Regions from separate parts of the Homo sapiens genome. Here region 2 is linked to region 1. Evidence: chromatin loops called from intact Hi-C (ENCODE). Cell type or tissue: endothelial cell of umbilical vein. All regions are shown on one strand. Links, peaks and the distances in the headings refer to the core of each region. The heading gives the core; the rest is flanking DNA. Region 1 overlaps TMEM164 (transmembrane protein 164). Region 2 has its middle 49 kb from the start of TMEM164.

The links. Hi-C counts contacts between places; a loop is a spot of excess contacts. Peaks named below come from ENCODE experiments on the same cell type or tissue, not always from the same donor. Only the 100,000 strongest peaks of a DNase experiment are listed, where the experiment ranks them.
Region 2: it touches region 1 in a loop (6-fold over the local background); 2 of 110 quality-filtered maps call a loop at or near these places.

The regions. Positions count from the first base shown.
Region 1 is chrX:110,086,127-110,089,050 of GRCh38, reverse strand. The region is part of intron 3 of TMEM164 (transmembrane protein 164); the gene reads right to left. Among named protein-coding and RNA genes, the nearest start is that of MIR3978, 5.5 kb to the right of the region's middle. In endothelial cell of umbilical vein, for the core only: no CTCF peak of the experiment used is centred there; DNase peaks (open chromatin) are centred at 1,420 and 1,870; H3K27ac peaks cover 2,500 bases.
Region 2 is chrX:109,952,724-109,955,647 of GRCh38, reverse strand. No RefSeq gene overlaps it. Among named protein-coding and RNA genes, the nearest start is that of TMEM164, 49 kb to the left of the region's middle. In endothelial cell of umbilical vein, for the core only: no CTCF peak of the experiment used is centred there; a DNase peak (open chromatin) is centred at 1,267; H3K27ac peaks cover 2,269 bases.

The DNA of each region.
Region 1 (2,924 bases), core at 281-2,780:
GTACTGCTTTCCCCCAACCCCTGCCCTTTGGAATTGCTTTTGACAAATATATAGCACAGTAGATTCTTCACTTGGATAAAGTAAAAAGAGGCCCAAAATAATCAGTCCTCATTCCTCTGCTGAGTACTGCTTTCCATGTTTCCACAGATGGGAAAAGTTATCTGAATCTTTAGCCTTTCTTTTACCCAATGGTGACATACATCTAAATACATGCTTAAAGCCTAGGAGAAGGAAAAAAAATAAAAGCAGTCCCTGCTCTAGGAACTTTCAAAGAGAACTTCTGGGAGACTTGGAGAAGATAAAACTGAGTATATGTAAAGGTAGGCAGCTTCTATTTTATGTCGAATGGGAACCTGTGAACAACCCCAAAGCATCTTCCCTCTTCTAAGAATTAAGGGAAGAATACACATAAACCGAAGGCAGAACCTGACAATAAGGTGGCTCCTAGGAAAGCAGATACCTGAGCAGCATTCTGAATAAAAAAGAGAAACTGGTCTCCCTGAATCGCTCTTTACTTACTGTGGTTTCCTCTTTCCCCTTTAAATCTGCAACATTTATAAGCAGAGCCTTCTCTCCTTTGCCAATAACTGAGTCTTAATAAGGCTGCTCAGGTCAAAAACAACCTCTCAACTATCTTTTTCAGTGATGAGTCCAACGCTAAGCCAAAAAGCAGCCACCTCCGAGGTGAAGGTGCCAAAAGACTGTCCCTTTTTAACTGCATATGACCCCAAACTAAGTCTCAGTTTAGAATCCCTCAGGTTCCAGAGCAGCTGACCAGATGAGCACTGGGAAAGGGGGTACTGAGATGCTAAAATCATTCCAAGACATTTAAACTCAACAGGTTCAAACTGAGTCTATCTCATGACCTCAGAGCAGTCCTAGAGACCTGAGGTCTGAATTTCTCCCTGGGGAAAGTCATGCTATTTAAAAATCTGAGAGTATCATAAATGAAATCTAGAAAAAGAAAGGGCCATGGGGATACTGCACTGTCATCATATCATGTGGCCCAAAGGCCAACAGGATATCAGTTTTGCAATGCCAAGATCACGTGTCAGGCTGCCCCAGTTCCTCATGCCCACCCCCATGCTTCCCTCGTCTACCTTGGCTCACATGCAGCCTACAGTCCTCTCTCCATCCAGCAATGCACCTCCTGCTCTCTGCAGCATAGATGAAATTTCATCTCATCCCCTTCAAAAGCTTCTTTAGACTGAGTCAGCAGATATGACCAAATAATCCTATTTGCATCACAGATCCACTCCTTTCCTGGCACACATGAAGATGAACAACTTTAGGGTTTCAGTGGGGAGCAGAGGGGTACTGTACACTTTCTGGAGCAGAGGGATGTGTGTCAGCGCTCTGCTATGCCCTTTTCTTACCCAAGGCGGGGTGAGGGAAGAGTTTCCTGCCATTTAAACCATACCACTCAGTGACTCACTCCATGAGTTCCCCCACCCTTGATACATACACATGGATAACCAAGCACATTAAGTGCTGGGTGTTCAGAATACAGCTAAACTGTCTGATTACAACCCAAAGCCTGGAAAACCTTAATCTCTGTTCCCTTTTCCTTCATGTATTCCTTCAAGATATCCCAACTCAGAGGTCGAGGCTACAGTGAGCCATGATCACGCCACTGCACTCCAGCCTGGGCAACAGAGTGAGACAGTTTCAAAAACAACAACAACAAACAAGAGAGCCCAACTCAGAGAAAGTCTCAAAAGGCTAGTTTCTCTAAGAGGCTCCCAGCCCATTGTGAAATTCTTAAGCCCAGGTCTCTAGCTGATAAGGAAGAATCTTAGGCTGGAGGCTGTATAAACAGTTGACTCAGACTGATGACTGCTCTTTTATTGAGTAAGTGTGCTGTGGTTAATAACTAAAATGCTAGGATCTTCTAGTCCTGGGAAGAGCTCAGATCAACTACCAGAAGCATCACTAGTCACCATTTGTACTACAAGCAAAAAGAAATGACTGGTTAGCTTTTGTTTCTGATATGAACACTTCTGACAGCTGCAGAGGTTTCTCAAGCCTCTAGAGAAGTAGAAAAGCCCTACTCTGATCCTTATGTCAAAGAATGTGAATGTGAACTCTTGTGTATCTCCATCTGTAAAGATCATAAGATGACATCACTAGGATGAATTGTAGCTTTCCAAGATCTCACCATCCCCATTATGGTATTCCTCTTAAATACTCAAATGTCTCCCACTGCCTTCTAGCTTATTAACAGAGTCACTGTCCTACTGTACATATGTAATTTCTTCCTCTCTCTCTCTGCCTATGCTAGATCTAATTCCTCTAAACTCAGAGTCAGCAAAATATGGTTTTTCTGTTTTGGCTTCTTTATTGGCATGATTTTATATATATACACACACACACACATATATACACACACACATATATATATACATATATATACACATATATACATATATACACATATATACATATATACACATATATACATATATATATAAAATTTTTTCCAACTTAACTGCTTTTAAGTGTACAGTTCAGTGCCATTAAGTACATTCACACTGTTGTGTAACCATGACTGCCAGCTATCTCCAGAACTTTTTCATCTGGTCCTCCTGTTTATGTAAATAAAGTTTTATTTGAACACAACCACACTAATTTGTTTGCATTTTTCTGTGATGCTTTCATGCTCCAACAACAGTTAAATAGTTAAAACACAGAGATCATATGGCTTGCAAAGTCTAAAATATTTACTCTCTGGCCCTTTACAGGAAATGGTTGCCAATCTCTGCTCTAATCTAAAATATACACTGGATTTCTACTTTAAAATAGCACTTGGCTAGCAATCACTAACATAGCCTCTCTCAATTTCCCACTCAAATACCTATCAAGATATAGAAAAAGATAAAATTCCCCAAACACTGAAAACTTAAACTGATGGCCAACTTATTACC
Region 2 (2,924 bases), core at 304-2,803, 130 kb after region 1:
TACCCAGTCTAAAACACTTTGTTGTAATAGCCCAAACTGACTAAGACATGCTCTAAGAAGTACCATTTCTCTAGTTCTCTAATTTTAGGACTTAGTTTATAAGTCCTAAAGTTTATTGTACACTTACATTGCAGATTTCGGCTAAAGAATTTACTCTCAATTCCCATTTAATCCTCAGAATCCAAGTCTTAGTATGCCCATTTAAGTTGAGGAAACTGAAGCTCAGAGCAGTAAAGTGACATTCCCAAAATCAAAAAGCTAGAAAGTAGAAGATCCAGGATTCAAACCCTGATTTATTGGACTAAAGAATCCCAAGTCCTTAGCCAATATGCTATGCAGTCTCCCACACATATTGAATCATACATTTGATGGTATCCTCTTCAACTTTTCCCACAGAAAAGAGGCAATCTGTTTAGGATTCCCTAATACAGCAGCCCTTGTCTCCAAGATAGCTCTGGGCCTTCTCTAGCTCATTGCAAAAGTGCAACCTGCATACAGTGTTCTAGGACAGGCAGCACCTAGGGTAAGAATATGTGTTTTGTTAGGGCTGGCACTATGAGTAAGCAGTGTAATCATGATAACGATCTTAGTATTTATTGAGCTCTTCTTACTATGCCAAATACTTTACATACATTAATTATTTTATTTACTCTTCATAACATTAGAAATATTAATAATTCTAGCATTTCCATGATCCGAGCCAGAAGCAGAGGGAGATCCAGCAATATTGGTGTAACTTCAAGGGATGGAAAAAACTTCTTTGCCCCCCAGAACACTTCTGAGTAGCTCCCCTTCTATATGAATACCCATTATTAAAGAAGCACTGGATTTATCAAAATGCAAATCTCCCTGAAAAGGTAATATATTCAGCCTTCCCAATCCTTTGTACCTCAGTTGGAACGAGCATACCTCAGTTCCATTTCTGAGAGCTAGTTTATTTATTTTTTATTTTTTTATCTTTTTTTTCCTGCCTTTTTATTCTATTCAGAGAGAGCTAGTTTTGGTAGGGAGAAGTGTGGAGAGAGCAAGGACACAGTAAGGGAACAGAATTTGGGATAGCATTTACTGACTAACATAATGTGGGCAAGAGCCAGAGAGCTGGCCCTAGGTTCTGATTCATTTCCGGTATCCTTCCTGTCTGAGAACAGTGTCTGAGACCTTTTCTTTCCTATCTCCCAAGCTTGCCATTTTCTCTTCTTTTTTCTGCTTCATTAAAATCAAGTTATCAAACTTTTCACTTAAGGCTCCTCCCACTAACACTTCCTCCAATCAATCGTCTTTGATTAAGTTTAGATCTGTTTTCCTGAGTAACCAGAGCAAACCATTGCCGGAGCTTCTAGCTCAGCCTCATGACTGACCATTCAGTTCTTATCATCTGAGGGTCACAGCATGTTCCAATCTGGTATTAATGGGCCTTCACAAAGCCCACAAGCTGATTGGATAGAACTAGTTTTAACATAATCTGGTCATCTCAGGTAGTCAAAAGTAAACCACCATTTTATCTTCAGCCCTCAGTCCATTTTGTCTCCATTCTTCCTTTCAGGAAGTTTCCAAACTACACCCTCGAGGGATTCAGCTACCACCCACTTAAAGCAATTCAAAAGAAAGATAAAAACTAAGAAATCATACTCTATATTCACTATTGACTAAGCTTTTTATCAATGGTCCAGAAATCATCCCTGAAGTGGTATTTCCGTGATAATTGGCATCCCATGTTTCTGCCTAAACTAGCTGAGGGAAAGAGAAAGAGGAAAGGGAGGAGATGTCTAAAAAAAATTCTCCCTACATGTCCCATCCTGTACCATACCTATCCCCACCCCCAACCCCAAATGAAAATAGAGCTAGAGCATTGAAAGCAGCTCTGGGTTGAAAGAGAGCAGGTGGCTCTTCCAAATCAGCCTGAGATTTAGTGACGCTCTTGTAGACCACACACCTGTTACATATGCATAAAAATACTATTTCAAACACATGCTTTCTCACATTGACTCTAACCCCAACCCCCACAAATGCACACCCTGAAGTACATAGCTCTCTGGCTCTGTGTTCCATAGAAAGGTGGCCAGGCCTATGAAGAGAATTTAATTCTGCTTTCCCATGCCCTTCCTGTTTCTGTTTCCAGCCAGTACTGGTTTCCTTTCAGTAGTGTGTGTGTGTGTGTGTGTGTGTGTACATGTGTGTGTGTATCTGTCTGTGGGTCTGTCTGTATGTGTCAGCGCAGGAAAGGGAAAGGAAGAGAAGAAGAGCAGGGAGGAGGAGGCATTAATCACTTTTTTGGGACCAGATCCCAAAGTGGTCTAAGCCAGGGATCTGCAAACTTTTTCTATAAATGGCCAGATAGTAAATATTTTAGGCTTTGTGAGCCATATGGTTGGTCTCTGTCACAACTATACCACTCTGCCATTGTAGCGTGAAAACAGTCATAGACAATATCTAAATGAATGAACAAGGATGTATTCCAACAAAACTTTATTTATAAAGACAGCTGGTGAGCTGCATTTGGCCCGCAGGCTGTAGATTGCTGACTTCTGGTCTAAATTAGTGGAGAGGCTGGAGATCATGAATGTGTGACAATTGCTTGAATTTCTGTTAAGGGTCTTGCAGGTTCACAGGTCATAATTGTGAACACCACTGGTTACTACTTAGACACAGAGTAGAATACACACTAGAGAAGGATGTAGGGGATTAGGCCTAGTTTGACCTGGTCTCAGGACATGCTCTGATAGTAATGTTTTAAAACAGAAATCCTGATAGGAGTTTTCTTCGTTATCTTTTTTTCTTCTACTTCCTAAAAGTATAATGTTTATTTTGTTTGGGAGGAGAGTAGGAGAAAGGAGGAAGACAGGAAGGTTTCCAGTGACTTAAGGTTTTTGATGAATTGGATTCCAGCTACCTGAGGTCTTTCTACCTCTGTGTTTGCAGTAGAG